4 separate regions of the Mus musculus genome follow, and regions 2, 3 and 4 are each linked to region 1. The links are chromatin loops, found by intact Hi-C in ENCODE. Cell type or tissue: left cerebral cortex. All regions are shown on one strand.

What was found. Hi-C counts contacts between places; a loop is a spot of excess contacts. Peaks named below come from ENCODE experiments on the same cell type or tissue, not always from the same donor. Only the 100,000 strongest peaks of a DNase experiment are listed, where the experiment ranks them.
Region 2: it touches region 1 in a loop (2.8-fold over the local background); 3 of 42 quality-filtered maps call a loop at or near these places.
Region 3: a loop joins it to region 1, with 7 times the contacts of the local background. A loop is called at or near these places in 3 of 42 quality-filtered maps.
Region 4: a loop joins it to region 1, with 6 times the contacts of the local background. A loop is called at or near these places in 4 of 42 quality-filtered maps.

The regions. Positions count from the first base shown.
Region 1 is chr5:52,112,778-52,120,777 of GRCm38, forward strand. It overlaps a transcript of Ppargc1a not described here. Among named protein-coding and RNA genes, the nearest start is that of Gm40302, 14 kb to the right of the region's middle. In left cerebral cortex, CTCF peaks have their summits at 1,678, 3,419, 6,691, 7,237 and 1 weaker place; DNase peaks (open chromatin) are centred at 357, 1,424, 1,670, 2,029 and 5 more places; H3K4me3 peaks cover 3,927 bases; H3K27ac peaks cover 3,221 bases.
Region 2 is chr5:52,652,639-52,660,638 of GRCm38, forward strand. It overlaps Sepsecs (Sep (O-phosphoserine) tRNA:Sec (selenocysteine) tRNA synthase), which reads right to left. Exons shown (of 11, transcript NM_172490.4): 6 at 7,992-8,000; 7 at 3,588-3,717; 8 at 3,376-3,467. Among named protein-coding and RNA genes, the nearest start is that of Sepsecs, 13 kb to the right of the region's middle. In left cerebral cortex, a CTCF peak has its summit at 3,658 (motif pointing left); DNase peaks (open chromatin) are centred at 3,631 and 5,439.
Region 3 is chr5:52,469,832-52,477,831 of GRCm38, forward strand. It overlaps Ccdc149 (coiled-coil domain containing 149), which reads right to left and starts at 1,747. Exons shown (of 13, transcript NM_001379231.1): 1 at 1,520-1,747. The coding sequence starts at 1,567. In left cerebral cortex, no CTCF peak of the experiment used is centred here; DNase peaks (open chromatin) are centred at 1,265, 1,693, 1,995, 2,317 and 4 more places; H3K4me3 peaks cover 2,827 bases; H3K27ac peaks cover 3,907 bases.
Region 4 is chr5:52,386,695-52,394,694 of GRCm38, forward strand. It overlaps Ccdc149 (coiled-coil domain containing 149), which reads right to left. Exons shown (of 13, transcript NM_001379231.1): 10 at 5,977-6,053; 11 at 4,395-4,427. Among named protein-coding and RNA genes, the nearest start is that of Sod3, 27 kb to the left of the region's middle. In left cerebral cortex, no CTCF peak of the experiment used is centred here; DNase peaks (open chromatin) are centred at 1,624, 1,923, 3,575, 3,905 and 4 more places; H3K27ac peaks cover 5,035 bases.

The DNA of each region.
Region 1 (8,000 bases):
GATCCCTCTTCAAGGTTCTCATCTTTTTCAGGTTTCCCAACCTGACCCTACGAACCTGCCTGGCACCCCTGCCCCGACCCTGACGCCCACCAACTCGGGCTGCCAAGGAGTTTGCACGTGACTGCCCATCTTGCGAAACAAGGCCCTGCCCTCGTCTCTTCCAAGCTCTTGGACTCCTTTCCTGTCTCCTTAAAGATGCTGCGAAGCCTCCCGTGGCTCTAGAGCGGCGTTGCTGAGCGCCTGGCGACACCCACCGGGTCTCCCTTCTCTCTTCTTCCCGAAGAATAGCAAGCAGTCGAGTTTCTGCTCCCTGCGGTGTTGGTCGGAGCCACTTGCCCGGAAACTTAGCCTAAAGCATTCCGGTCCAGGACTGGGAGGCGCGGCGCTGCCGAGGAATCCCCTACAGCCCCCAGGGCTGGTGGCGGGTGTGTGCTTCAAGCCTCAGGTCCGCGCCTCTGTCCTCAAAGGCGAGCTGGGGTTGGTTTCTGACTCATCGACAGCCACACGCGCGTCATACACCACACACACACACACACACACACACACACACACACACACACACACACACACACACACACACACACACAGAGGCGCGCTCACGCAGGCTCCTGGAGACTGGAGTTTGCCAAGCCGGAGGGGTCCGTGGCTTTCGGCAAGGACAGGCGTGGAGAGAGTACCCGGAACCTGCCGTGCGGGGTGTGGTAGATGGTAGAAAAGCCTCGGGGCTCTCACAACCTGCAGCCAGGGCGCCCCCTTGACCCCAGCCGTGTCTCTCCAGGGTCCCCCAACTCCACCAGCAGCGCGACCACCTCGGCAGCTCCCCGCAAGTTTCCGGTCGCAGGCGGGCCTGCTCTCTCCCGCCGCTCTGCGCCCCGCGACCTGCCGGCTGATCTGGGGGCGGCCCGGCGCCCCATCGCAGCAGCGGCCGGCCGGCTGGCGGGATCTTGTGGCCCCGCTCCCGGGCGGTTGAGGCGGCAGGAGCCTTTTGGATCTCCCGAGCGGTTTATGTATTATTCACTCTGGCGGCCGCGGCGGGATCCGGAGAGCCCACGCCGAGGAGGCGAGGTCATCACCTGGCCACTACTACTTTGGCTATTTGTGCCTGGGAGACGTGGAGGGTGACGAGGGAGTAACGAAGTACATTTTTTCGGTTGTTTAGCTTTAGGGCTTCGGTTTGTTTATTTATTTGTTTATTTATTTTTATTTTTTTCCCCTATGCGCGAGCTCACAGGAGCGCGCTGAGATCTGGGCCCCGGAGGGAGCGCGCCAGCGCGGGCAAGCGCGGCGGGCAGCCCCGAGAGCGGCCAGAGGCTGGCGGGCGGGCTCTGGGAGAGAGACGCCGCAGCAGCCTGGAGAGCCGTGCGGGACTGAGCAGTTCCCTTCGGCACCCTCAGCTTCGCGGGCCCGCGCCCTCGGGTGCGCGCTCCACGGGGCCCAAGAACTCCCGGAGCCCTGGCCGGTCCACCGAGTTGGTGCCGCTTTCACCAATGCTCTTCCACCTAGCTTCTGGCCCCAACTTTCCCAAGCCGTACACACACGAGCGCGCGCAGACACACACACACACACACACACACACACACACAATCTCTCTCTTCCTCCCATCCCTAGACCCCAGCTCCACTTCCCCGTGTAGTTTGAAGATGACAGATGCCTGTAGACTTTCACCAAACAAGCGGTGGGGGCAGCAGACTACAACAGTTATTTAATTAAAAGGAATTTTTTTCCCTCTAATTCTCGCTCTGGCTCCTGGAATAGCTTTGGCACCCCCCTTCCAGAACCTGAGCACAAGCCTGTCTCTCTCCAGGTAATCAGTGGCCGGAGGACACAGATCTCTTTCCACGCCCCCACTTCCCTCATCCACCTCCACCTTCCCCTGGCCCCTCAAGCCACACCGATCTACACACCTACAGGCCGGCAGCGGGGAACGTGCAGGACACGATGCAGCCGGACTGCATTGCACAGTCATCAAAGTTAAGTGTGTGTTTGTGGGGTGCTCGTGCGCGCCCGGGGAGGTGCGGGGTCGGGAGGAGTGGAGCCTCCACTCTGCTTACCACCACCCCCATTCCCGCGGGTCAGGGGACGCATCTACTTGAGGTTGCAGCCATTTTAGGGAAAGAGGTGGCTCCGGGCCCCAAGGGAGTGGAGGGAGGGACAACGCGTCGCGGGGGGTCTCACAGCTAGACAGCCCCGGGGCTCAACTGGAGGGCGGGCGAACGCCCGGCGCACAGGGGCGCGGCGCCCGCGGCGACTTGGTGAAGGTTGCGCTCGAGTTCCCTGCTTTTGCCTGGAGTTGTCCGGGGTAACGCGCCAGCTCCTGCCTCTTTCTCGGGTTCCCTTTGGGCTGGGAGGTTTGGGGGCAAGATAGGTGTCCATAGCAAAATGGGCACTGGAGGGACGCGACAGCCCCTGGAGCTGGCGCTATGTATGAGGGGTATAGAGAAGGGGGAACACCTCTGTCGCCGGTTGGCGTTGACCCAGACAGTGCGACCCACTTGGCCCCCCATCCTCCCCACCCCCTCCCGAGAGTCTGTCTACCCGCCTGGTGCCAAGTGAGCGAGCAGCGGGGGGCATGGGGAGACGCCGCCCGGCACTGAGCCACCCCTTACCTGGTTGGAAGGGGTTTCCCAGGAGGAGCCGTAGTTGTAAAAGAAGGAGGAGAGGAAGGTGTCTTCCGACAGCCCGCAGCCCGCCATGCTCTGGATGCAAATAAAACGAGGAAAGAAAAAAAAACAGGACACACACACACACAAAGCAACCAAAAATGTTTCCAAATCAAACGAAACCAATAAGGCAGCTGAAATTCTCTCGCAAATAAAGAAAAGGAGGGGGGGGAAGGGAATGGCCGAGGGGACGGGAACTCTCGGCGATGCTCCCTCTCCGGCTGAGCAGGGATGCTCGGGCTGCCGCCGCCGCCGCCGCCGCCGCTATCGCCGCCGCCGCTGCCGCCGCCGCCGCCGCCGCCGCTGCTGCCGCCTTCTCAAGACGGTACCTAGAGAGGTTCGTCCTGACTCCGGCAGCCGCCGCCGCCGCCGCCTGTGCCGGCTGCGTGTATGCGCGCGTGTGTGTGCGTGTGCGTGTGTGCGGTGTGTGCGCGCAGAGCGAGAGACCGCAGGGGAGGCGAGAGGGCGAGAGAACGAGCGAGCCGGGATGCAGGGCGCAGAGGCAGAGCAGGCGGGCGGGCGTGTGCGCGCGAGGCTGGGTGCGTGCGTGCGTGTGTGAGTGTATGTGTGTGAGCGCGCGCCCCCGTGTGCGCGCGCGCCTGGGTGTGCGTCTGTTTGGGGAGCTCACCGGAGAGCCGGGGCCATCACGTGGGCTCCCCGACTCCGCCGGCTGCCGGGGACAGCCTGTACTACAGCCCTGGCCACTAAATCAGCCCGCGCCACCAGACCTTTGCAGCCCCTGCGGCCGGACCAGACCTCCTGGTCCTCCCCTCCTGGATGTGCGCCCCCGAAACGGCAGGGGGCGCAGGTGCTGTCGCGGGCAGGTGGGTGGATGAGAAGAGGACCCGGCCAGGGGAGAGAGTATGCCTCAGAGACACACAACACCCTGTTACAACCTGAGCCTTCCTCCCACTCTGCTGGAAGATCTTTTTCATCTTAATTCCTAAAATTGACTTCCCATGCAGGGACTCTTCTCCCAGCCACGGGAAAATTGTGTTCACACAGTTGCTACGTCTCGATTTTCTTCCCGTCCGGAGCCACTAGTCCACCCCAACCCCAGCTGTGAGCACAGACAGACAGTCACACACACACACACACACACACACACACACACACATTCACGCGCGCGCGCGCGTGGACACACACACACACACACCGGTGGCTGCCTTCTCAACCATTCCAAATGCAAATCCACTTATTTGCCAGTTGCTGTAGTAGACAGGCGAAGTCAGTGCTACATCAAACTAGGCTAGGCAGAGAGGGCTGGAAAGTGGATTTAGGGGACAATACTGCCCCAGCAGGAAGAAAGGCTCTGGTCTGGTGTTCTGTTGATTTAACCGTTCAAAACGGAAAACGATTTTGTAGCTTCTGCCCTAAGAGTCAGGCTGCTCCGTCACAATTCTTTAAAGAGATATAGCCTCTCATGTCCATTATATGTTATAAAAATGTAAATGGATGTAATTTCCTCCCCTCCCCTAGCCAAGGTATTTCAAGACCAAATCTTTGTGTCCCAATAATTGAATAGCTGAAACTTTTTCCCACTGCAAGATATTCTTTCCTTACTTATCTTGACTCTTTATATAGATATTTATAGAAAGTAAAATTCCAACAAAAAAAAAAAGAGGCATATCTGTGTATGATGTTCTTCCGAGTACTTGATTCCTCTCAGGGAAACTTGCAAACCACCTCTTAGCAGTTCATATTGTTTTCTTTCTGAATCTCCTCTTTCTCAGGCCAGTTTTTTTTTCCAAGAGTTTGCACTTCCTCTTCTAAATTCCCCACGTGAGGCCCAACACCTCTGTGGAATAAACATTTCCACAGCAACCCAGTGATGTCACAAACCTTCGGCTCATGGTTGCAGAAGAGAAATAAAGCAGGAAGAAAAGATCTGTCTAGAAAGAAGTCTCTCTTTTTATTCGTCTCTCTTTTTATTTGCAAACAGAATGGCTCACCAGTTTCTGAGTTTGTATACTACGTGTCTGGCTAAATGCCTGTTTTCTTTTCTTTCTTCTCTCTCTCTCTCTCTCTAGAGATTGACTTATTACAAGATTGACTTTCTGAGCTATGTCTAATGACTTTTTTAAAAAGAAAAAAAATAGGTCAACATCCTATCTTCTGGGTCCATGAAGAATGACATTTCAAATCACTTTTCCCTAGATGTACTGACCATTTAAATTTTTAATAGGGAAGAAAAGGATTGGTGTTTTTCAAAAACAACAAACAAAACAGATGTTGGAAAGAGCATCATGAGATGAAATTTAACGTAGTAACTTCAGAACCAAGTAATGCTAACTGACCAAGCTTCGAAAATGCAACTATATTCTTTAAAGTACTGGGCCTATGGGAGTTCTATTCAGCTCTCCATGACTGATCTCATCCATGGTGACTAGAGGGCCTTCTCTACTTCCTGGGTATCCTGGCTGAGATGAAGACGGGACTCTTCATCCTGCTCCTGTTTCAATCTCAATGGTGAGGTGCCATCCTACACACATTAAATACAAAGGGGCTAGAGAATACAGTTGGGCACAAAGCCTTGACTTAATTTGGGTCCCTTACTTCCTGTTGTCCTTCCAGGCCAATGGGAGCTACTTCCGTGTCTGTTATCAGTCCGCCTACTTGTTGACTAGATGGATGTATTCATCCCAACATCTCTGGAAGGATTTATCTCCATTACACATAATGGAGAGACTGACTCAGTGATGTCCTGGGCCATGCAGCTAGGACGTGTAAGGAATGGAATGCAAGGCTGGTTAATGCATCTGCCTCCCCCACACAGGTGCAGCTGTGGGCATCTCTGCACCAGCTACATCACACGTGTATATTCACAAATGGAAATCCCACCCTCCCCTTTGTCCCCAGTTGATAACAAGTAGACATTCGTCCTGGGCTGGGGCAAGGGTTGCTTGGTTTGAGCTTTGTAATGCAGAATCTTACTCTGTATCCCCAGACCTGGAACTCACTATGCAGTGAGTACGCAACTCACAGTAATCCTCCTGCCTCAGCTTCGAGTGCTGGAATTTAACATATGAGCCACCATACCTGTATTTAATTTTGTTTCATAGATGAATAAACTAAGACTCAGTGGGAAATTCTTGCCTCCCCTCCTACCTACACACCTGGACCTTGACAAAAGACTTTTCAGCTCAATACTTCTCCTTCTTTGAAAGCTGGGCTCTCCCATTACTAAACCCACAGGAAAATACATATACGCAACCAGCAAACATGCCTAGGGCCTGCAGAGGCATCCAGAGAGAAGCAGGGAGGCCCAAGTGACAAGGACTTCCTTGGTACACTCGGGAACATCCGAACACATGAGGGTTGGTCTCTTATCATCAACATTTGACTCCCCTCAAATCTCTAGCACTTTTAATAGGGACACCCAAAAGAAGACCACCAGTAGTCAGTTTCTGGTAAACTGTCTCCTTTCTTTGTCCTACATGGTCCTCTCCTGGGGAAGCCCTGCCACCCTAAAGAATTCCTCCTTCCTCAGTAGGTTTCTCAACTGGCCCAAGCACAGTAATGTGGAGGTTCCGTTGCTAGTTCTCAGCAACATGAAAACAAACCACCCCCTCCACACACACTCTCTCAACCCCCCAGGGCCAAAACAGAAGGAGCTGGGCCCCTTGGGAAGCCCTGGGAGCAAGCAGCAAACTCATTGAGAAAGGATAGCTCCAGTCACCTTGCCAACTCTTCACTGTGCAAGAGACAGACATCTGAAGACAACAACCCACAGCAGCAAGCTTCTGGCTTCCAGATCCACTGTGGCTGATTCTCCCAAGACAGACCACAGAGCTCTTCAGTGTGCTTTCCTTTATCATAATGCCAAGTCACAACTTGTCACACTGAAAAATGCATGCTGTGTTGACATTCTGTGGTCCGGCTAATGAACCATCCTCCATTCACAAACACTTCCCACCCCCAAAGATGTAAGGTTAGCAATAACTTTGGAAATTGGGTAATAGTCCAGATGATGTCAGGGTGGGTTCCTTGTTTATAAATGAGTTGCATTAACACTCTCATTCCACTAGGGTGTCATTTAGTGACTGGCTGCTCAGCTCTGCAGATACAAGAGGCCAAATTCTTATAGATGTGGATATTAAAAAAACATAGTTTGGGCTAAAGCTGCAGATGGGAAGCAGATGTCGTGCATAGACAAAGTGGATCTCTTTTCTCAGTTTCTCTCTCTCTTGCTGAAATCAAAGTCTGCTGGCTTGTCTTCCATTTCTCCTCCTCCTCCTCCTCCTCATCCTCCTCCTCCTCTTCCTCCTCCTCTTCCTCCTCCTCTTCCTCCTCCTCCTCCTCCTCCTCCTCTAGCAGCCTGAATACAGCTGGGTCTGAACTAAAGAGTTCTAGCTTACCATGGTAACTTCTAGCAAAGCAAAAGCCAATATCTTGTCCCTATCTCCAAGAAGTTTTACAGTGTCAGCTGAAGTTTGGATTACTGTTTGTCTGTTTGCATGTGTGTTTGTTTGTTTGTTTGCTTGCTTGTTTTGAAAAGAGATCTAAGGAAACTAATAGAGAAAATCTGGAGAAGCCCCAGCACCTCTAGGCCAGGAGGACTCAGTCCCACTTGGACCCTCTAGGGGCAGTGTAGAACATGTCTCATTGGTATCCTACACCAAGGGTGAGGTGGCTGGGACACTGATGCCCCATGATTCCCTGATAGAAAGCAACTGGCAGGTGTTGTCATCTCCCTGGCGCACACTGCTTGTGGCCAGGACAGGTGTGGTAGGATCCAGCAGCGGAGAGAATGTCTTCAGTCCATCAGTTGAAGGTGCTAGCTATGGGGGCAGTGTACCTGGGATGCTAAGGGCTGTGAAGGAGGCTGGGTAGCAACAACATCTGGCCCAAGTGTGAATTTATGTTATCTTATACAAACCTGAAGTGGGAATGGCCACATCCTCAGGTTCCCCAGAAGGATACAATGGAGCAGTGTAGAATGGAGCAGCGGGTCCCTACTCTCCCTTCCAGGACTTCTTCCTTTCAGTCTCCATCACCGGCCCTAATCGCCTCCCTTCATGGGTATATGAAGAACTCAATCTGACCCTACAAACCTCTGCAATGGGTTATACAGAGGCCACTGGGAAAGGGCCTCTACTTCTGCCAAGAGACCAGAGGGAGGCTGGAGCTCCTCTGGACTGTATTAGTGTCATGAGAGCAGATAATTGCCAGAGTTTAGGGCAGTTGGATCCAGCCCAACCTGAGGCTGGATACTCCCCTAGAATTTCCAGGTGCATAAGCCAAATTTTTTTCTAATTATAAACCGACTTAAGCTCAATTTCTAGAATTAAGCACATCTTGTCTGGGGGATATTTATGGACAGTTTGTGTCTTAGTCAGG
Region 2 (8,000 bases), 540 kb after region 1:
TATACAAAGAATTTTAAATAAAATCAATTAGTGCATATGGGAGCTTCTGGAGTTTTAAATGCCTCCACTAGCTAGCACGGGAGGCTCCCAGGGCCAATCATCATCTTTATGGCTCAAATGCCTAGCATGACAGGGTCGATCACTCCACTCCCCCAGTGCTGTGTGAACAACTGAAAGTAAGAGAAGACAGTGCTAAGACAGAATACAGAGGGACCTGGGCAGCACCCCAACTCGGTCTTCACCAGCATTCTGGAACTTGCAATGACCAGCGAGTCCTCGGGCTAGTACATCTTCCCAGATCACAATTTCATATGTACAATGGAGTCAACTCCTACCACGTGATAAAAACGACACTGAAGAATGGATATAAGGAACCTAGCAGAGGACCAGTGACATGGCTTAGTAGACCACACAGACCTGACCACCAGAGCCCAATCCTGGAACTCACAGTGGAAGGCGAGAACCAACTCCTGAGAGTTGTCCTCTAACACCCATAAATATGAACCCATCACCTGAGGACCTGGTTGTCTAGAACAGTGATGCTTTCATGGCAGGATAAAACTATAGGTTTATTCCTACGTGTAAACGCTTGTTGTCTGGTTTAGCCAAGTACAATTTATACATGTAAAACTTCAAGTATATGCTTTCCAAATGTTCATGTGGTGGTGCACACCTTTAATCCCAGCACTCGGGAGGCAGAGGCAGGCGGATTTCTGAGTTTGAGGCCAGCCTGGTCTACAAAGTGAGTTCCAGGACAGCCAGGACTACACAGAGAAACCCTGTCTCAAAAAACAAAAACAAAACAAAAAAACAAAAATGAAAGAAAAACACACAGAGCCACAAAACCACTTCCACTAAGGACATAGTTGTAAGGCATCTCACCAGCCCCCAAAGGTGCCTCCCTGATCCTAACTTCCAGCACTCATCTGTGTTTCCTGTCCCTGTCTCTTTTAGCTTTTCCAAGGATGCATATAGATGAGACCACATGAGAGTCTTCCGAGTCAGCTGCACGTCATTTATTATAATGCACGGGAGTCACCATTTGTTGTATACTTGGAGTCTACATAGCTTTCCATAGTTAAGGAAAGATGTACCAGTGTGTTCCTCTGTTCACTAGATACTTACTTCCATGTTTGGACAATTATAAACTGAGTCATTATAAGCCCCCAACTATATGTTTTCATACAAACTCAAGCTTTCATTCTCCTGAGTAAACAGCTAGAAGCACAAGAGCTGCTCTGGGTGATTATGTCTAACTTCTAGGGCACTGCCACAGTAGGGTCCAAAACTGAAGAACGAACCCCAAAGTGTGGACACTTTGCCCCTTCTTAGAATTGAGAACAAAACACCCATGGAAGGAGTTACAGAGACAAAGTTTGGAGCTGAGACGAAAGGATGGACCATCTAGAGACTGCCATATCCAGAGATCCATCCCATAATTAGCCTCCAAACGATGACACCATTGCATACACTAGCAAGCGTTTGCTGAAAGGACCCTGATATAGCTGTCTCTTGTGAGGCTATGCCGGGGCCTAGCAAACACAGAAGTGGATGCTCACAATCAGCTATTGGATGGATCACAGGGCCCCCAATGGAGGAGCTAGAGAAAGTACCCAAGGAGCTAAAGAGATCTGCAATCCTATAGGTGGAACAACATTATGAACTAATCAGTAGCCCGGAGCTCGTGTCTCTAGCTGCATGTGTATCAAAAGATGGCCTAGTCGGCCATCACTGGAAAGAGAGGCCCATTGGTCTTGCAAACTTTATATGCCCCAGTACAGGGGAACGCCAGGGCCAAGAAGTGGGAGGGGGTGTGTGGGGGTGTGTGTGGGGGTATGGGGGACTTTTGGGATAGCATTGGAAATGTAAATGAAGAAAATACCTAATTAAATTAAAAAAATAAAATTAAAAAAAAACATATTTAACATTCCTATCAACAATGTCAGCTTGTTTCAGCTCTGTGACAGGATTCAGTATTGTCAGGTTTTTGTTGTTGTTTTAGTTGTGTTTTTGATTTTACCTAATCTCTGTGTGTGTGTGTGTGTGTGTGTGTGTGTGTGTAATGTGAGGTTGCTCACTGTGTTTTTAATTTCCATATCTCTAATGAATGACAATGTAAATCTTAAGAAATATCCTCACAATTTAAACAGTAAATAACTACTTGCCCATGGATTAAATTATTAGGAAAAGGAAGACTGGAGTAAAATGCCACAAAAACTTTAAACATCAGTTCTGTGTGAGGAATAACACCCTGTTGGAGGGTCTATGTGATAACAGCTATGCCCATATGCTTTAAAACATGTCAAGTACATCTGAAGGATTCCATTGCTAGTTGACGCCATAAGGCTGCTTAGATATAAACACCATGCCGCTGGTCTCCAGCACTGCTGGATAGATGAATACTCACTTTCATCTGACCTAACCCGTCAACAGTTACGGAACTGTCTCAAATGAAGCTTTTCTGTGTTAGCTTGTTTTTAAAAACATTGGGTCTCACTATGCTGCTCAAGTGATCCTCCTGCCTCAGCCTCCCGAGTAGCTGGGACTATTTCAGGCCAACACCACCAAGTTTATCACTTTTTTCCCCCACAGCCAATATAAGGAATGAGTCCAGTGTTTCAGCAACACTGAAGGAGGGAGTTTTTATTTTAACATAAGGAGGTGGCTAACCCCTACTGGTTCTTCCTTCTGCAACTAGACCAGCACACCAAAACACACCCTCAGGCTTCCAAAATCAGCTCGGCTTTGGTTATTTTGAACAGGGTCTTGCTGTGTTGCCATGGCTGGCCTGGCAACTCACTCAAAAGAAAACTTTTCATTTGTTTTTCAAGGGCCTCTATGCCAGAAGTGGTGGTAGATGCTTGTAGTCCCAGCACTTAGGAAGCAGAGGCAGGAGGACTACCCCAAGTTTGAGGCCTGCCTTCTTTACATAAGCAATCTCCAGGCCAACCACAGCAACACTGCAAGACCCTGTTCAAACAAAACAAAACAAAACAAAGCCGAACCAGTGCCACTGCTAAGCAGGTCAAAGGCCCTTCGTCTTAAGCCGTGACCTACACTCAGTCCCTGCTCCCACAGATTGTCCTCTGACGTCCACTCACACATGCCATGGCACATGCACACTCAAATACATGTAAGAGCAAAGTGTTTAATATGGTTTATGTTAAAACATAAAAAGGGGAGCTTCTTTACCTTTAGGTAACAAGTGACCACATAATTCCCAATACAGAGGTTTCTAAACAAATACTAACAGTAAAGTAATGCATGTGACTATTCCTCAGCACGTGGACAGACAGAGGACAAAACACGGATGGTGGCTCCCATCTGAGTGATATGCAGGCTACAAGAGCAGCACTGAGTACAGGCAGACCTCACCTTTCTCTCCTTCAACAGCTTCCTGTAGCCACTGCAGCCCAGTGACAGCAAGGTGATGAGGACGTCTAAGGACGGCGAGGCTGAGGCTCTTCCTGCAAACAGACGGACAGGGTGTGTGAAGGAGGCTGACGGGAGGACTCGCCACAGAAGGCTATGTGCATGTGCAGTTTTGCCCATTAGTTACTTTCCCATAAACCAAGTTATCTACTGACCTGGATACATCTTGCTGATGTCCTGAATGAAGGGCTCATTAAAGCCAGCAATTATAGCACCACCTACTGGAACCATAAAATTTTTGTCCAAGCTCTGAACGAAAGCATCAATTCTACCAACCCGAGCCCCCTAGAATCAAATAACATGTGGGTCACATGTTAGTCACGGTGAGGACAGACAACTGCTATTAACAAGTAAAGGCCACAAGAACAACAACAAAATCATGTTCTACAAAATATACATACAAATTTAATTTCATTTCCACATTTGCAAAGGCTGCTACTAATTTTACCTTAATTTTGAAGTAAAAATGAGTACCCCTAAAACAGTGCATAGACCTTTTTTCAAAAGCAGGTGAAGGACTGTAATTGTCTTTGCAGTAGGGCAAGTACAGGATTTACAGGACTAAACCACAGCTCTGAGAGGTGCTCATTATAAGCAGAACACCGGCACTCTGCAGTGACAACTGTTCTCACAGATTAATCACCAACTCATAACCCCTGGGAAGCAGGTGGGATTTCATTACCAGCAGGAGTAGGAATTCCTGTGTAACAGCTTTTTACCTTAAAACTGAGAAAGAGACAAAGCATTTCCCCATGCCCTGCACCTGTGTCCTTTATTTGACAATAAGGTCTGCAGTGATTAAGTAGTTTAAATACTAGCATCACAATCTAATAAACTACAGCTGCCCAAAGTGCCAAGCAGCTAGAAAATTAAGTGCCTCTCTCTGATCTATGCCTAGCATAATGTTTTCTTTTTAGGTTTGTTTGTTTGTTTCTCTGTGCTGAAGACTGACCCAGGGCCAGACAAGCCATCGAATCCAAGCCTAGACTTCAAACAACAAGCTCTACTTCCATAATGACTTTGACCACAAAAGAGAAGCCACATTTTATGTTTATCATCGACAAAGGGCCATTTCATTTGTATATTCCTGGCAGCTCCAGGCGATGCTTCTCCATACCTTGTGGTCCTTAATTCTGTGACCTTAGACAGTCTCGTTCCATGGCGAATGAACTTGAAATGGAGTCTAATATCCCGGCACAGAGCGGAACATGCACCTACTAGAAACGTGGAACCAAGTTCTGCTTCCCATTCGACACAGCTGTGACCTTCTGTCTAATGTGGTGCAATTTTCTCCTCTTAAAAATGGAGATACTATCTAAATTTCAACTCACATAGTTTTTTCTTTATCTGCAGCCACAGATTTTCAATCTGTATTCACAATCTACATTCCTATTAATATTATAACCACATTTGACCTTCCTTCTCACGCTTCCTGCCCACCTCTGTATCTCAGGGAGAATGGAAATCGTAGATAGCTGGTCTAATCTGACAGACCAGATGTGGGCAACAGGTAGAGACGGCAGTAGCTGGGGAGGGGCGGACCACTCAGAGACCATCACCTGACTGTTTCAGCCTTATTCTTGCCGTGACTCTTACTTCTCAACAAACTGTGAACAGAGGAAAAGCCACCTTAGCTCAGGAAGAGGAAGCAGCACAAACACCAACAGAGTAAATGATGGGAAAGCACAGCAAGTTGTCCCAGGTAAAAAGTGGCTGCCAATAACTGTCTAGGCTTTCTGAGAAGACCCTGCACCTAACCTGGGCGTGGGAAGGCCAAGAGAAGGAGCAATCAGCACTCCAGACTGCTGCAGCACCCTATCACCATGACGACTGCACTCTCCACTGCAAGAAAACAAGCGGGCCACACCAGAGCTCAGAAATGTTCAAGGGCCACACTCCCCACACTAACAAAATGCTGTCACTAAGGAAGAAAAAGAAAGAAGCAGCAGAGCAAAGGCTGATGGGGAACAGGACGTGGCTGTGTGTTTTGTGTGATGTTATCAGGGAGCTCACACACGAGTGGGAACCCAGAAGATCTACTGAATGAAGTAACCAGTAGACATGTGCTGAAGCAGCAGTAGCACTCTCTGCTCCAGCTCTTAACAAGTCACGTTGCTGCTTCCCACACTCTGCAAACAGTCAATCCCACACATATGTTTAAAGCTCTACTTTGTGCCTCTCCATTAATCTGTCCTAACAACTCAAATTAGGCATTTCAGAAAACACAATGAACGAAAAGTGTACTTCTTGAGACTTCTTATACAGAATATCCTATCTGCACAGATCTAAGTCATTCTGGGGCATCTTTTGAAAATGCTACATTTCAGATATGATCGTCTTCTTCACTGACCACATGGGTATATGATACTGTTTTCTAAACACTGTGGTTTTCCTGTGTTGTGTTTAAGGGGTAAATCTGAGCCCTGGTGTCAACTCTGCCATACAAGCTGTTCTGTACTTAAACTTCTGAGCTTGTTTCCTTGTATATGAACAGGAACAATAAATAGTACACCTTATAGGATAAGGTTAAAGACATTCAGAGCCTATCTGATGCCTAATACACATGGTGGGTCCCTGCATTATCACAGCTATGAGTGAAAGTTAACTTTATAATGTCATGGCATAGCAGTCAGTAGTCAACAAGAGTACTTATTTATGTATTTATGTGGCTTAACCAACAATGCCATGACCTCTCCTCATATAGGCCAAACTGCAGAGATGTGTATTTACTACTTAAAGACAAATCAACATCTCACACACAGATGATGATGAAGTGAGGCAACAGGAAGAGAAGCCCCAAGGACACCTTTCCCATCAGCTCCACAGTTCCATTTTCTTGTATTCAAAAGAATGTTGTGAGCCCCAGAACACTGAGCACTTTTCAATTAGGGAATAATAACGTCTGAGTAAATGACTCGTGTGGGGCTGCAGAGAGACCTCAGCAATTAGAACAATTACTGCTCTAGCATGAAGACCAGAATTCTGATCACAGCACCCTATGGCAGCTCACAAAACACCCTGAACTGCAGCTCCAAGGGATGTAATGCCTCTTCTTGCTCCTCAAGCCATCTGCCTCCGACTAGCTCACACAGTAAATAAATAAATAAATAAATAAATAAAAACTTAAAAAATGATGTGTGTGAAAACAAAACAGCCATATAGAAAGTATAAACATATAGCTAATAATGCCTAGAGTATTTTGTAAAATGTACACAATGTGGAAATAGTATGTCCACAGAACAGAAACTGTTCATTCTAGATGACTAACGGGCCTATAGGATAGCTATGATCACCTGCTCCTTCCTTTCATAAACCTTTAGAGATGTTAATGCATTGGAATTTCGAAAGCATTAAAGATGTGAGGAGAGGCAGTGAGAGGCTCGTGGTTAAAAGCATTTGCCACCTGCCCTGACAGCTTGAGTTCAAGCTCCAGAACCCATAGGGTAGAAGCAAAAAATTGGCTCCTGCAAGTTGCCCTCTGATCTCCATATACATGTTCTGGCACATATGTGTGTGCATGAACACATACACGGATGTAGTAATTTTTAAGTATTAAAAATTAAAGGGATGCCTAGGAGGAAGGCAGGGCAGGCACAGAATGGAGTCGTTGGTGTAAAGCGTTTTCACAAGCTCCATCACAGACCCCTATGCTCCTTTCTTTTGCTCTAGATGACGCAGACCTGATCCGATGTATGGATCTGTGAGGCAGCCTTGAAAAGCTAAGAAATGATGAAAAGACACCAAAGGTAAGAGTGGATGAAGAGGGAGCAGAGGGCAGCAGCTACTATAGGATTTTTAAGATCCTGGAAAATGTTTAAAAATTTTTTTTAAGATTTGAAAATGTATTTTTATGTATTCACATGGTTCCTTCTGGCTCTTTCTGTGTTCTTTTTCCTCTATATAAAATATAATCATCAATATAGTTTTTGAAATACTGTAATTCAATACTTAGAAATACGAACATCTTGGGTTAAAAAAATTCTCAGAAGGACGGCATTGAAATATTTCTGTTGATTCAAGACCAGCAAAGCTATTTCACAGGGGCTAAGAAAATGGCTCATCCACTAAGAACACTTGCAGTGCAACCATGAGGAATAGAGTTTGGATCCCAGAACCCACATGCTTCACATATATGTAAAACCCTAGCTCCAAGGAGGATGAAGACAGAGGATCACTGAGGCTTGCTGGCTTCCAGCCTAGCTGAGAAAAATTCAACCCACAGGTTCAGGAGAGACCCTGCCTCAGGGGATAAACAAAAGGGCACTCAACCCCCTCTTCTGACCCACAACTGCACAAACTAGCATGCTCACACAGACACATAGGTATGCACACACTTACATACAGAGATACATGCATACACATAAAATATATGCATAAACAAAGAAGTCTTTAAAAGCTACTATCCAATTACCATCATACTACCTAGGAATAATAACTTTTATTAATAGAATACTGTATACAAGTTTCTAATGTTCCCTGGAGAACTAAATAATGTTTACAGTATTTGGTTATAGAAAAGTCATAATCCTACAGTATATAATATTAATATAATAAGTCACCTGCTGAAT
Region 3 (8,000 bases), 360 kb after region 1:
CTAGCTAGAATCTCACTACCATGCAACGTGGTCAGTCCAAATAAACACCTGGCACTGGGCGGCACCCTGAAGGGACACCTGGTACAATTTAGCTTTGATTATAGTCCCTTTCTCAAGATGTTTTTCATTGTTTATTGAGTGGCTTTCTTCCCAGACTATACTAGTAAACATCATGTGTTTTCTGAAGGCAGGAGGTGCTGAAGTGTCTCCTGAGTTGGGGACCACTGCATTCTAAGAGCAGAAGAGTGTAAGTAACTTCTTGTTTATTGTTTATTGTTTATTTGTTTATTTGTTTGGAGGGAGAGCTTTGAACCCGCTATGCAGCAGAGGATGGCTTTGGTTGGACTCCTGATCCTCCTGCCTCTACCTCTACCAAGAGCTGGGACCACAGGCGTGCATCCCCATGGCCAGGTAGTGTGCTTGATTTGGAATGACCATTCTCAACACAGATCTACCTGAACAAGAATACCGTACCTTCTAAGTCAGCACCCACTCCTGGACTTCCATGGAGAACCCACCCCCACCTTCATCATCTTTTACTGCTATAGATGATTCTGGATGGGCCCAGAGATGAGATTCCCAGTGGATATATTCCTTGACACAAAGCCTGATAGAGAAGATAACCTGACAGAGAAGATAGAGCTGGGCCGTGGGCCGAGACATAACCCCTTCCAGTGCTAGACCAATGTTTGAAGGAACTAAACTAAGTGGCTCTAAGTGGTGGAGTTCATTGCTCTACACACACTGGGTGTTAAGTGGCTAGATAATGGAGGAGCCGTCCATACAGGTGAGGGAGGTGAATTGGTAGCTTGCTAGGGGAAGGAAGACATCAGGATCCCTCTCACCTGGAGAAGCTAGCTGCCTGACCCGAGCCAACCAACTGGGTGGATCAGAGAGAAGGCAGCCTAAGAGTCTGAAAGCTTCCTTCTGGCCCATTCACAGGGGAGGGCGTGGAGTTGTCTATATCCACAGGTCACATCACCTCTGTACCTGTCTCATTTTCCTTTGAGAAATGAATGGTTTCACTACCTCACAGCACATAGTAGGTGCGGGAAACAGGAGCTCAGAGAGTGGAGTAAGTGAACGCATGAACCAACCATTGCAAGGATGCCAAACTCTTTCACTTAAACCGCTGCTCCAAGTCATTGCACCTGCCCAGTTGTTACCCAAGGGCCCGGATGGTCCCTCAGGCGTCACCTTTTCAGCATCGGGAATCATCCAATCGCTTGCCTCCATAACAGTGGTGACTAGGCAGGCAGGTGGGGCTTGGCTCTTTCCCCTCCCGGATCCCAGGGCTTCTCAGTCTCTCCAATCCTAGGCCAAACGCTGGCGAGCGAAAGGCCCCTCCCCAAAGCCTGGCACCAGATGGTGCGGGCGACCGCGGCTCCCCCGCAGGCCCGAACGTGAGGGGTGGACCGTGCACCTGCAGGTCCTGCCGCGGCCACCTGCTACCCGGGCTCACAGGGCTTGGGGACCTGCTGCAGCGGCTCAGGAGGCCGATCCGGAGCCCCGGCCTCACCTCGCTCACCAGCCCCTGCCAGTCGCTCTCGGTCCGATCGCCGTCCATGTCCCCTCCTGCGTGCGCGGGCGGGCTGCACAACCGCCTCCCTTCTCCTCCTCCTGCTCCTGTCGCCGCCGCCGCCGCCGCCACCCCGGCCCCGCGCAGCCCGGAGAGGGCCAGGAACCTCCGAGCCTCCGCGCCGCCGCCTCCCGCGGCTGCCCGCGCCGCTGCCTCCACGTCAGCCTCCGCGGAGGAAGGGGAGGAGGAGCCGGGCCCCAACCACTGCCCTACAGTGGCTCGGGGCCGGTGCCAGCCGCGGCACCCCGGGGACCCCAGGCCACCAGCTGTGTCTCCTAGGGAAGGAAGGGACTCTGCATGTGAACCATCACATAACCCCAGACTCCAGCATTCCCAGGCCTGTGGTGAGGGAGGGAGGCTGGCGAACAGGTGGGTGTCATCCCCAGGTCGAGAAGCCAAACTCCTCCATCCAGCCATCCCCTGCCAGGTCAGGCCTCTACCATTGAAACTGAAGCTCCACCAAGGAAGGGCCCTTCTTTCCCCTGAGTACACATTGGAGCAACCTTGGCACGCAGTAGATGCTCTACATCTTTTGGTCGAGCGTATGAATGAAGCTCACCATACTGTACATACATTATACTGATTTTTAAAGCGACCAACATTTCTTTTTAAGTATCTGATGTCGTACTAGAACGCAAGTACAAAGTTTGAAAATAAAACTCTAAATTCTGAATAGGGCCAAAAAGCTTGGTGGTGGGATTTAGCATGAGTTAAGAGAGGAGCCAGCTGAAGATTGTGCTATTCAGGGCTCTGTGTAGAAGAGGAGGTGGAAAGGCTGCAAAGAGATGTCAGAGATGGTGGGTGACTTCGAGGAAACAGTTTGCAAGCACAACAGGGCTCATATGGACTCTCAAAACACACACAAGCCCAAGTCAGACACAAAAATGAGAAGAGACATGGCCGCAAAGTCTCACCCCTAACCAAGAAGCGACTTGCAACTGATAGCTTCTGGGAGAGGGAAAATCCGTTTTCTTAACAGAGTGATATTTCAAACACACGGCAAGGCAGGCCCCGTGTTCAGTCCTAGTCAGCCAACACAATAGAACGTCACGGATTTTTTTAAATGCTTTTGTTTGTTTTGGTTTTTATGAGAGAGAAAAAATAAGAAGTTGGGGGTGAAGAGAAGGGGCCTAGGAGGTCTTGAAGAAGAGGAAAGAATATAAGAATATTTAAAATATATTGTATAAAATTTTCAAAAAAAAAAACTTTCTAAAGATAATTCCATGAAACTTTCATGGGAAAGGAAGACTAGAGACCTCCAGAGGGAACCTCAGATGAATGCTATGTGATCCCCGCCCCCACATAGTTGCCAACAGAAAGCTTTCCATACTTGGGGAAACTCAGCTTGTATAAAGGAGTAGGTGGCCTGAGAAGTTGGTAAGTCCATTTGGCAGCTGTAGAAACCTCACGGCCACCATGGATTTACATTGTCAGTTCCTGCTGAGAGCGGGTCAGTTCTGTGACATGGAAGCTGGGTGCTGAAAAGTGGAGAAGCGGCCTTGGCCCCAGCATGCTACATGATGAGAATGGGAAAGGCCGAGCTCTGTTCTTCCCTTCTCTTCTGTGTTTCCAAAATCTTTCCATTATCTCTCATCCTGGGCTCTTCATCATTTGATCTGCTTTGCCCAAGCAACGTTTACAAATGTATTATAATAATCAAGTCATTAAGCGTCTTTGGGGGCAGGGCTTAATTTTGCATAGTACTCATGGGGACCTGTGAGCACCTCCATGAAAGCAGTCCCGGAATGGCTTAATGGATGTCACTGGACTCCCTAGACAGACGGACACCAACCACGCACCACATGTGTGAGGTCCCATCTGACATGGTGCACGAGTAAGTCCAGCTGCCAGCTATCACTACCCAATTTGATGCCCCACAGACTCAGCCAATAAATAAGCAGTGGCTGAGGCTCTGTGTTTGGGGCTAGTTTGCTGTATTCCGGCAGTAACTGGTATCCACGGTAGTAACACTGTTGATAAAGAACTCTCTTCTCTGCCCTTAAAGGAGCATCCAGGCCTGACACCATAGCCTGGTGGCTTCTTATGGTGGTTTGAATAGGAATGCTCCCCACAGACTCATTGGTTTGAATGCTTAGTCACCAAGGAATGACAATATTAGGGGGTGTGGCCTTGTTGGAGGGGGTGTGTCGCAGCTCCTTCTCCTGCACCACAGTCTGCCTGCACACCGCCATGATTCACCGCCATAATGGAACTGAACTAAACCTCTGAGCTGTAAGCCAGCCCCAATCGAATGTTTTTACAAGCATTGCCGTGGCCGTAGTGTCTCTTCACAGCAATGGAAACCCTAACTAAGACAGACCTCATCCACAAAAGCTTCTAGAATAGACTGACTGACTGGGAACGGACTATGGAGAAGAAGCCAGCCTACCTGTGGGGTTTGGGAGGGGGCTTTGTGCCTCCTGAACTCATCCTAGAAAAGGGGACGAACACTGCAGCCCACAATCCCAGTCCTGCTGATGTTCAAACTAATGCCCTAAAGAATTGGGGGAGGGGCTGGAAGGACAAACTAGTAAGCTACTAAATCTTCTGGCCTTCTTGCCATTCAAGTCCACCGAGGTCATTGTCTTTGCAATCCAAGAAGCTGGAAAGAGGTCATCCTGCAATAGAACCTCTAGGGTTAATTAACTCAATGCCAAGCGTTTACTCCTAACAGCCTGTCTCTTACCTAAAAAGCAAGGTACTGTCTGCCCATATACTGCCCTCTGGCAAACCATCTGCTTCCATTCTGACCTGTCGATGAAATAGACGGTAGGGAGAGTGGGCAGATCTGGGCCATCTGCCTTGCTCTCTGCTGGCCTTCAGGTGGGAAAGCCTCTTCTGGAGACCTGGGTTAGCTGACTCTTTAAGCTCAGCTGCCGCCGTTGCTGCATGCATGAAGCCATCGCTGATATTTTAGGCAGCAAGCTGGGGAAATCAATGAAGTGCTAAGAGTGGAGGAGGCTTCATTTGGAAGCCGTGGACCTTTAAGACAACTCTCTGTGATTTGCTTTCTTTTCCCAGAAAATAACAGACAACGATCAAAGTAGTTCAAAGGGGAAAAAATAAAAATAAAATGTGCAGGGAATCCAAGTGCATCAGGCCTCTACCCTACCCGCTCCCCAGCAGGCTGAGGGACCTTCCAGGGAAGTTGACACAGCATCCTGAGCTGCTGGGGTTTACTGGAGATTTCATGTGCCGGCTCTGCCGGGAAGATGTGATAGAATCACGGAGCAAGTCAGTGGAGCTGCAAGCCATTCTTTTTTATCTCTTTCCATTTATGTAGCCTGACATTGAGTAATAATAATAATTAGATCCAGTTTAAGCTTTTAGGCACCTATACCAGAAGGCCTCTAGACACCTCATCAACGGCAGCCCTGGCTGGTGTAAACAAAGCTAATTATATTGTGGTTAACCATTTTCAAAGAAAAATAAAATAAAATAAAACTGCTTACCAACTGCCTTCACCTCAGACAAAAGCAATCTATTAAATGTCCTACCCGGTGCCCATGTACACACGGCCAGTTTAAGGACAGTGACCCTCTTTCTGTTCAACTTGCCATCCTGGCACAAAATACAGAAAAGCCTGCTTTAGCTTCTGTTTTTATATCCCTTTTGCTTTTTTTTTTTTTTTTTTTTTTTTTTTTTTCGAGACAGGGTTTCTCTGTATAGCTCTGGCTGTCCTGGAACTCACTTTGTAGACCAGGCTAGCCTCGAACTCAGAAATTCTCCTGCCTCTGCCTCCTGAGTGTTAGGATTAAAGGCATGCGCCACCACGCCCGGTTCCCCTTTGCTTTCTTTTTAAAAAAAAAAAAATCATCTCTGGTGACCCAGTCTCTTCATATGTACTCATAGTCCCAAAACCAATTTAACTGTTTTATTTCTCCACACCTGAAGTGACTGGATTACCTGGATGCCTTTGAGTGACGCTTCTCACTTTTCAAAGTCTAAGAGGGCTTTAGATAGGAAACTCCAGAGTAGTTCAACCTAAGAAATTAAACCAATACATACTAACGAAAATAAAACTAAACCAAAAAAGTTTCTGTGAGATTGGGGAGGAAAAAAAAGAAGAAGAAGAAGAAGAAGAAGAAGAAGAAGAAGAAGAAGAAGAAGAAGAAGAAGAAGAAGAAGAAGAAGAAGAAGAAGAAGAAGAAGAAAGAAGAGTTCTCTGCTGCACAAGATCATCTAGCCCCGTCCCGAGAGCTTCCGACAAGCAGAGCTTTTGATACTTCCACAATATTGTCTGTTTGGATTTTGGTCGCCCATGCAAAAAAAGAAAAAAGAAAGAAGAGAAGAGAAGAGAAGAGAAGAGAAGAGAAGAGAAGAGAAGAGAAGAGAAGAGAAGAGAAGAGAAGAGAAGAGAAGAGAAAGAAAAAAATGTCAGAGTTCTCATTAAATCAAAGGAGGTAGTTTTCCTGAAGAGATTCGCGGGCCCTCCCCTTCTGAGCTGTTGAGGCAATAGTCCCGGCTAGTTCTTTCCCTAATCACTGCCTTTCTCCTGCCTGAATTAAGAAACCCAACTTAGAAAGATAATGACTCTTAATGGTTGTGGTTTGCTGAGGGTGGGGTGCGCACACTTGTGTTTCGTTGGCGTTACCAAATTTAAAGATTGTGAATAGCTCTTTTTCCTAAAGAAAGGCTCAATCTGACCTGCCTTACGAGAAGCCTTCACGGGCTGGCTGCTCCGGATTTTAGCTGAAGACAGAGAACTAGATATCTTAAGGTCCTTGCAAGAGTTTCCTCAACAGCCTTGTAACCTGAGGTCTCCTGGACCATGGACCTCAATTCTTTGGAAAAACAAGGGTCCATCGCTTCCACTGCTGAGGGACACTCTGTGAGGGACCTCATTCATCATTTCCCTGCAGAGGGCCAGGCAGCAGAGGGTTAGATAAGGGATTCAGGCTGCTTCCTCATTCTTAGCACGCTGTGTGTGTTAGCCGCCGGAGTTCCTGGGGCCTCCCTGCCATTGCCACTAAGCCCTCCCTGTCCAGCAGCAATCATGCACGCTCACGATCCGCCTCTAGCTCGGCTGGCTGCCAATCAGCCGGGCAACAGGGGGTGGAAGGAAGTTCCACTTCCCGCTGAACCGCGCAGAGGTGCTTGGAGCCACTGAGTGGGGCTGATGACCGCCTGGCAGGCTCCGGGACGCAATTGTCACCCTGAGCGAGAGCACGTCTGGGCGTGATTGGCTTGGGCGTTGCAGGAGGCTGTAGCGGAGAGAGGCGGAGGCGGAAGACGGAGGTTGAACGAAGGGGGCTGAGATGCCAGGAGGAAAAGGAAAAGCAGGGAAATGAGCTGGAGGGGGCGAGGGACCCAGGAAGAGACTGGGCCTGCGCGCCTGATGAAGAAGCCAGAAAGTAAGGAACCTCAGGAGGAGACCTGAAAACACCAGGCGCCTGGGAAATCTAACCCCAACCTCTGTAGGAAATGGAGTCCTGGCCACAGAAAGAGTTAAATGGAAAAGTCAGATAAAGTCAGTCGACGCTCAGATCACTCAAATTTGTTGTACTTATTGATAATGTGTTTCATCTCTTCTGCGGGGGTTGGGGGCTATGATTCAGCACAAAATTGATGTAAATTTATGGAAATGGAAATGCAGAGAGGCTGCGAGCTCCAAGCTGCTGGAGGGTTGGCTGTATGGCCCTCAGCGAGGGGAGGTGACTGCTCTCTGTACTAGGGGAGCTGAAAATAGAAACGTCTGACTTGGGGGCCACTGGCCTTTCCTGCAGGCCAGGAACAGACTGACCCTGTCGCTCTGGAAAACTTAGGGGGAAAAAAAAGTTTAAAAGCTGATGACTGTCCAAAATAAGATCACCTCCATTGGCCTCCTGTCTCACTCTTGTCTGAGGATCGGGGAGTGATTTTTACCCAATGGTTATGGTCAGACTTTTATGAATAGGAAGGGGGTGCAGTGGTGGGGAGGGATTGTTCTCTAGAACCTACTGTGTGCAGAGACTTAGCTAAAAAAGTGACAGCCCCCCCCCCCCCCTTCTGCACTGTGGGAGAATCTTTTGACAGAGAAGGTGAAAGGTGGTATTCCATAGAATTGTCCCGAGCTGGTAAAAGGTTTACTGCCCATTAGGCTGTCCTTCAGAGCTGCAGATGGGAGATTTCTGTCCCCCCACCCCCTTCATACCAGGTCATGACATTTGTCTATTAATGTGGCTCTCCCAAGTCAATAGCAGTTTCTCTGGCCTGGTTGTGGCCAGACAGCACAGGGAAGCTTTCAAAGTCTAGGAATTGCTTCTCTGGGCCAGACCTTGCTTTGCAGTTTGCAATTGAATTGAAATAGGAGAGTCAACACGCCAAGGGCAGGAGAATATCTCAGTGACAGAATGCTCACCCAGCATATATGAACCTTCGGTGTCATCCCCAGCACTGCTGAAAATAAAAATGTCACCAATGCAGCCCCAGGCCAAAGGGT
Region 4 (8,000 bases), 270 kb after region 1:
CCCCAAGGAGGGTGGAGAAGGTTGTGAGGGAACCAGAGAGCAGGGGGAAATGCACTGTTCTTCTTTTACGGAGGGCAGAGCAGGCCACACAGATGGGCAGCAGGGAAGAACAGCTTTGAAGATGGGAATGACAAACAGACACATTGGCACCAAATGCATGGACAAACAGCAATGCCACCTACAAGGTCAGGAGAGCCCATAGGCATGGTATATTGCCAACTGTTGGCTTGGAAGGCTATAGGATTTTCTGGGTGGAAACCAATGGGCCCAAAATAAGAGCTCCAGCTTGGGCTCCAGTCTGGCTTAGAGTAAAATTTTTCCAGGAGCTCTATGATTTTGTTTTCCCATTCATCAGAGCCCAGAAGGCCACTAGGGTAAAAAAAGATGTCTACACCTCCTTTGGAAAATCAGAAACCAAGTCCATTTCCTCCCTGTGTTCCTTGGTTCCTCCTGCTTTTTAGAAACTTAAGTTAGAGAGTTCTCCACACAGTAGGCACTTACTAAATGCCTGATAATGTCTATGTCGCTGACTGAAGTATCTAATGGGTCCTAGCATCTGGCATGCTTGGTGCTTGCTGCTGTCTTGGGCAAATGGCAACAGCCTTTGGGTTCTGAGGAGAAGATACTTGGAGCTGACCCTGAAGTTCTGACAGGCACTTCCACTATCTTTGATGGAATAAATCTAGAAACTTCAGAGCTACCATCTGGAAAGGTTTCCCAAAGCGCACTATAGATTTACGGTTCAGGGTGACATGGGAAGTCCCCAGAATGGCATTCACTCTTAGAGCACAAAGACACCATCTAGAAATGCCTTCATGGGTTCTTGGTGACTGACTGTAGGGACCATAACAGGCAACAGGTGCCTCATGGCAGATTCTCCATCACAGCAACGCAGTATGTCCACAAGTCAAGGTCAGGACGGTACTTCATGGCCATCTGACTATGACAGCTTGCCAGCCTCCTAGGGAGGCTCCATCCTCTCTGTACCAAAAGAGTGTTCAACCCTCTTCTGCCCTGGCGGCCAAAGAATCAGAAGCAGAGACAGGAGTGGGAACTGGCAGGGGTCAGGATAGCCTGGGGGCTCCTCTCGTGGGAATTCTTTAGGGTAGAATGTCTGCTTGACCCCACAAATCCCAGGATATCTTCCATCCTAGGAAGCCAGTTTGTGAGTGACTCCTCACAAGCACGGGACACTTCAGCGAAAACTTGAGCAGAGGGCATGTAGGGAAGACAAACAAACCAGCCTCTGTCTACGGCAGCCACAGTGGGATGAGAAGACAAGCCCCCCCCCCCAGACTTGTGCCTGGAGATGGCACCCCCACATCAGCACCATGCCTGGATCTGGTCACTCTTGCCATGTTGGAAAAACCCAAAGCCTTTCTTAGGAGGCTCTCGGTTCCACTCTCTCTCCGAAGGTGTGGAGGCAGCTGTGGCCACTGAACTGTGCTCTCATTGGATAACCCGGCCGTGTAAGCTCTCATCTGCTTTTCCCACTTAAAGGAAAGGGTACTGGGGCTTCTCACTGAGCTGGGGTTTGAGTGGCTGCGAGCTCTGCTGACTCCATATGGCACCAAAGCTCTCGTCCCTGCCTCTAAAAATGAACCAAGTACTTTCAACCCCCACATTTTCCTCCTCAGCCTGATGCCTGGAGAGAAAGAGAGAATGAAAATGGAAATCCCAAAAAGCCAGACTATCGCCTCTAGCCAGATTGTTCCCTGGCTTTTGGTATTTCTGTGGATTGTTTCTGTGCCCTCCACCCAGTGTGTGTGTGTGTGTGTGTGTGTGTGTGTGTGTGTGTGTGTGTGTGTGTTGGGGCATGGGGAGAATGTGTCAAAGAGAGAGGAGAAGGACGGGGGAGTGGGAGGGGGAGGGAATGTGTCCTAGCCCATACATGGGAGTTAGAAGACAATCTTAGATGTTGGTCCTTGCCTCCCACCTTGTTTTGAGACTGGGTGGCTTTGGCCACAGATGCACTGTGATTTCAGAATTATGCTAACATGCTAGCTTTGTATGGATTCTGGAGCTGCACACTCAAGTCTCATGCTTATGCAGCAATGTTTACCCAAGAGCCGTCTCCCAGGTCCCAGTGCTGTTGAATGTGAACATACCTGGGACAACACTCCTCACAGCTACCGATCTCGATTTGAGAATATCTGAGGGAAGGATCCCAGGAGGTGGGAGCAAAGGGATCGACCCTGGCTAGGGAGCACGGCCCGCAACTCCTAACATCTGTCTTCCTTATAGAAGACCCCCTAGCTTTGTCACTAGGAAGGCAAACCAGCTTGGAATAGTCTCAGCTATCTAGACGACTTCTTGCTCCAGCCTGTACCATTTGTCAAAAATGTTTACTCAAGAGCAAGATCACCAAGTGACCCCCAAGTCTAGCAAACACCATCAAGAACTCTGTGAAGAGGCTGGGGAATGTAACGTATTGGTAGCGGGCTTGTCTAGCAAGCCTGTGTCCCTGGGTTCAGTTCACAGCACTGATGGACAGGGAGTGATAGATAGTGGATGCCTATGAGGTTAACACTTCTGAGGTCGGTGGATGAGGATCAGAAGTTCAAGCCTATCCATAGCTACCGTAGCAAGTTCAAAGCTAGACTGGGATCCATGAGGCTCTCTCATAAAACAAAACAAAACAAAACTTGATGGTGTTGGTCAGAAGTGAGGGGGGGGGGGCAGGAAGCAGAGACACAAGAAGCCTTCTGCCCTGCAGACTCTTAGACAGCCCACTACAGTGTGGAAGAGGTTTTTCCACCCTCAGGACCCCTCCTCTCTGGTCTGGCATCCAGTCTCCACGTATATCATTTGCCTGTGTATCTTGGCTCAGAACTTCAGTCATCCGGCACCCATAGAAGATAGCTTGTGAAACTTAAAATGTATGACCTTATGCGTCATCTAACTCCCTCCCTGTTTCCTGTGCTAAAATAAGCATATCAGATTAGATTAGGGAAAATGAAAGTGTTCTTCCACATCAGCTCTGACTAGAAGCTGGCCAATATGGAAGACTGATGCCGCATCAGCCGGGGACAATGCTGTGATAGATTATTGTGGTGGTTTGCATATGCTTGACCCAGGAAGCGGCACTATTTGGAGGTGTGGCCTTGTTGGGGTAGGTGTGGTCTTGTTAGAAAAAAATGTGTCCCTGTGAGTGTGGGCTTTAAGACCCTCATCCTAGCTGCCTGAAAGCAGTCTTCTCCTGCTTGCCTTCGGAACAAGATGTTGGGCTCTCAGTTCCTCCTGTGCCGTGCTTGCCTGGATGTTGTCATGTTCCCACCTTGATGATAATGGACTGAACCTCCAAACCTGTAAGCCAGCCCGAATTAAATGTCCTTGTTAAGATTTGCCTCGGTCATGGTATCTGTTCACAGCAGTAAAGCCCTAACTAAAACAATTAGCAATGTCTGTCATGGGTGTGAGAATGATTGTACCTAATGCACACCAAGTATTTGTCACCCTGAATCTTCTTGCTTTTAACTGCTCTTCACAGAGGGGCATCAGATGACTCTTCACATCATCTCACTAGTCTTTCTCTCTTGAGCACTCAGCCAACACTAAGCGTGGAATCCTTTCTGTTTTCCTCATCACTGCCTGATGGAGATTCATTTTGCTTCCGTGGATAGACTAGAGATTTGAGGGGAACAGGGGCCAGGTTGCCTGGCATGGCACTGTATTCACAGAGCTGAAGCTCAATCTGGATGCCAGCCCATGGATGGACCAGTCCATGGATGGGTTGACTTTCTGGAGAGGACACTTCCCTTTGAGATGCTTGTAAATAAGACAGTTCTCCCAAACTCCTGGGACTCAGAAACTTCGACTGTGATTCAGCTGCTGCTTGGGGAGTCGATGAGAACGAAGAGACGGGGGAGGCAGAGGAGGTGTGGGGAGGAGAGAACACGTTGCTTTTCGCTCTGCCCTCCAGTATGGAGACACACAAAAGCAGGAGTCAGGCAGCCAAAATGTGATTCACACAGGAAGAAATACCCCACTCCCTGTCCTTACTCTCCAGGACTGCAGACTCCCTAACACAAGGCTATCTCCACACATCCTTCATGTGTGCTCCAAAGTGAGGCTGTATCCAAGGGGGGAAAGTACCTCTCCCTCCCCCTCCCTCTTCCTTTTCTGTGCCCCCTTTATATCTGTGTGGTAGCCAGAGACTGGAACCCCTATGCCTACAGCCTAAAACCTGCTGAGGCTGGTCCTTCAAGCTAACTGTACTCACTAATGGTTGCTTTGCACTAATTGAATCCCCTATTTCAATAAGTTATTCTACCTAGAATATTCACTAAAAGGTGGATAACAAATTTCTACCTTCTACCATTTATACACATGGAGGACAGCATGCAACCCCATATTAGCTACAAGAAACCCTGAATATTTCAAAATGAACATACTCCCGAATCCGACTGAAACATTGTAGCTCAGGCCTTCGGCAGCAAAAGGAAGGGGAAAAGACTCATTATTGTAGAACAGCCATTGAAATCCCACCTGAACAAACAAACACCAGACACAGGAAATTCCCAGCATTGATTCACGCATTCAACATCCATCTTTTTACATAAACCACACAAACGAAACAGTAAGAAAATTCACCAAGTCATTTTTGAGAGGGGAGAAAAAAAATCAAAGCTTTGGTACATGTACAAAAACAGCAATTTGACTGCACAAATAAATGACAAATTTGTCTGTCTGTGTTGAAATTCAATGCAGTAAAAGAAAGGCCTTTACAGAAGATGCAGTTTGAACATCATCAAAAGCGCCTGGTGCAAAGTGGACCATTCAAACCCCCAGGACGGCACTCGCCACTAATTAGTTCTGTGAGGTCTTTTGACATCCAGTTCAAGAAATCGCTGCAAAAAATTCCAATTTATGAAACACACTTGCAGGCAACCTAAGGCAGCTATTCAGATTTCCACTGAGGAAAACGTCATGTTGTCCACCTCCTCTCCTGTGGCAATTTTCATTTCTCATCCCTCGTACAGGAACGCAGCCCACGGGAGCCGCGCGGAGAGGAGACCGCTTTGCGCTGAAAGGGTAAGACACTAAAAATACCCGGACAATGTTCCTTCCAGGGAACCAGGAGGCGGCAGAAAATGATAAATATAAGTTTCCAAACAGCGTAAAGAGGAAAGTGAAGAACTGACGGGGTCTCCTGAGAGGGGTATTTTACTGGGATAAGCGGGATAAGTATAGCTCATTAGAGAGAAGCACTACGGCTCCTCACACATTGGACAAATGTGGGGAGAAAAATCTCCTCAAGAAATTTTTGTTTTCAAGCTCCATAAAACTGTTGGGAGGGGCTAGGCAGGGGAAGGTCGTTGTGAAGTGCATCTGGATTGGAGGAACGGTTGGCTCTTCATTTTTAGTACTGGTGATTAAACTGAACAAATCTTTGTGCGGTTTTACATTCCACTTTAGGACTGATGATTAAATTGCACAAATCTTTGTAAGATCTTATATTCGTTTTTAGGGTCGGTGATTAAATTGAACAAATCTTTGTATATTCTCCCATTCGTTTTAGGAGGGAAGGTTACATGGAACAAATCTTTATAAGATGACTACTGATAAGAAATGAAACAACTCACGGGCATTCCAAAGGTTAACACACAGAGACACAAAGACACACACACACACACACACACACACACACATACACACACACACACACACACACACACACACACACACACACACACACACACTAACAGTTTGAGACATTAGGCTACCTGAACTTCAGTGCCCCACTGATGAGAATTTGAAAATACATGGTATATTTCTGACTTTGTTCCTTTCTTGGTCTTGCCATGGGATAGGTTTCTCACTTGGAAACACTTATGAGCTGTTTCTCAGCAGCCTCCAATTCAAAGGGCCTCAAACAGGCAGAATTTTCTTGGCAAGTTATACAAGAAAGTTCTTTTAAAAGGTGAACAAAATCCTAAACTAGACGAAAGCCACTGCTCAGAAGTTTCTGCTTACCTGGAAGACTCCACAAGCCAGAAACTTCCAGAGTTCTTAGTTTCTTCTCCAGCTCTGCCACTCGATTCCCTAGGATCCTAGAAAAGGTACGAAAATAATAAGAGGAGATGACGTCACTTGTCAGTGCTTGCACCAAGGTGGTGGGTAATAGGAAAGTCAATAGACTTAGGATCTAAAAAGGGCACGCAGGTACACATGTGCACACAACACACACTTCATGGGAAGTCCATGTGGAAATAGAAAGTACCACAAAGCACGCACGCACACATTATTCAGTTGCGTTCTGTTCTGCAAGGCAATTCCCTGGAGGTTAAACAATTTTTCCACCACTGCCCAAAACATCATAAGGAATTTCCATTCGAGAACTGCTCACTGCTAAAGATGCCAATTGATTCTGAATGCCCTTAGGAGCATCAGATCGTCTTTGAGAGCATGTTTGATTTTTGGAACCAATAGGTAAGATATAGATAGACACACTTGGAAATGTTTCTTCTGAGGCAATGAAATAATAAGATCAGCGTTCACAGCCCCACACTAGGTCTTACTGATGTGCATGCCCTGGATATCAAGAACAATGCCTGGCACAGTGTAGGTGACCGATAAGTATGTGTACTTAAACATGTGCTTTTTCTTTCTTCATAATCTGTAATCATCTATGGAAAAGGTAAAGAATAAGAATTTCACAAGCGTTTTCTTCCCCCCCTAACATAACTAATTATTTGGGAATTTTGTACAGTGCACGTCATCACACATGCTTTTCATTTTCTCCCAGTGGGACTGTGTCATAGTTCTGCAGGTAAAGGCATTTGATGGCAAGCTCAGCAACCCAAGTTCGATTCTCAGCACCCACGTGGTGGAAGGAGAGAACTGACTCTGGCAAGACTTCCTCTGACCTTTATACAGCATTCTGACTCGCTGAGATATCTAAGTTCTGAAACACACACTGGAAAAGATCAGACTGTGTGCGTGGAAGGCAGGCTTTGTACACATGCATAGGTAAACATCTGCTCCTTTGCTCCAGACTTTAAACATAGTGGAGAAGTGATTGACAGCCATCCAAAACCTTGCTTTCCAGTGGTCTGGAAATGGAAACCAGCCTTTATTTTTATTTGGGAGATTTTCTTGGCACTGCTGTGCTGAAAGAGACATGAAAATCTCCTTAATAGCAAATTCTCCATTCCTTTCAGTGGGATAAATTAGAGCAGCAGAATTATTCTCCTACGTCTCTTTCTATTCCAGAGATAGCTGCACACACCCACATATATTCAGGGCCATGAATATGCATATATAGATGCACATATATACAGTTCAGTTCATCCTGATTTTACCTGAATCGACCTGCAGTATCTTAATCATCCCTTGGAGTTCACAGGGAAACTCTGCCGTTGCTCCCCATGGTTTGGTTCATCTAGTTACTAGAGCTCATCTTTCCCTCATTTCCGTAGGTCTCACAGTCTGCAGGGTGCTCACTAACTACTTCAGATCTCGCTCCATCTCTTGGGTCTGTTTTGCTTTCACACCCGTGACCCTTCCATAGACACCACTGTTAACCAGCCTTTCAGTATTTTGCCCAGGCCTTCTGATGCCAGCTCCCTTCCTCACAGCTGATGGGTCTGACGTGTAGTCACCACTGGGCTCAAGCTCATGAGGTCAGATTACATGTCTGCAGCTGCCTCTTAGGACCACCTTCCACATTCTACTTGCAGGGATCCTGTTTGAGTTCATCTGTAGAAGCTCTGTTCATTGCTCTGATACCAGCACCTGATGCAGGGCTGGAGGTAATAAAGGGATCCAGAAGTTGCAGGTGTGGCAAGAGCAGTGACAGAACCATCAATAATAGTGTCTGGACTGTGGTGGACACAAACGACAACTGATTTTCCCTGAGTCCTCAGTATGAGGCACCAGAGATGCTAAACATTCACCCAATACAGAAGTTGGTTAGCTTGGCCGAAACTACATACAGGGTCTGTATGTGATGAGTCTGGATCTGATCCCAAGCCTGTCTCGGCCTCTGAACTTCATGT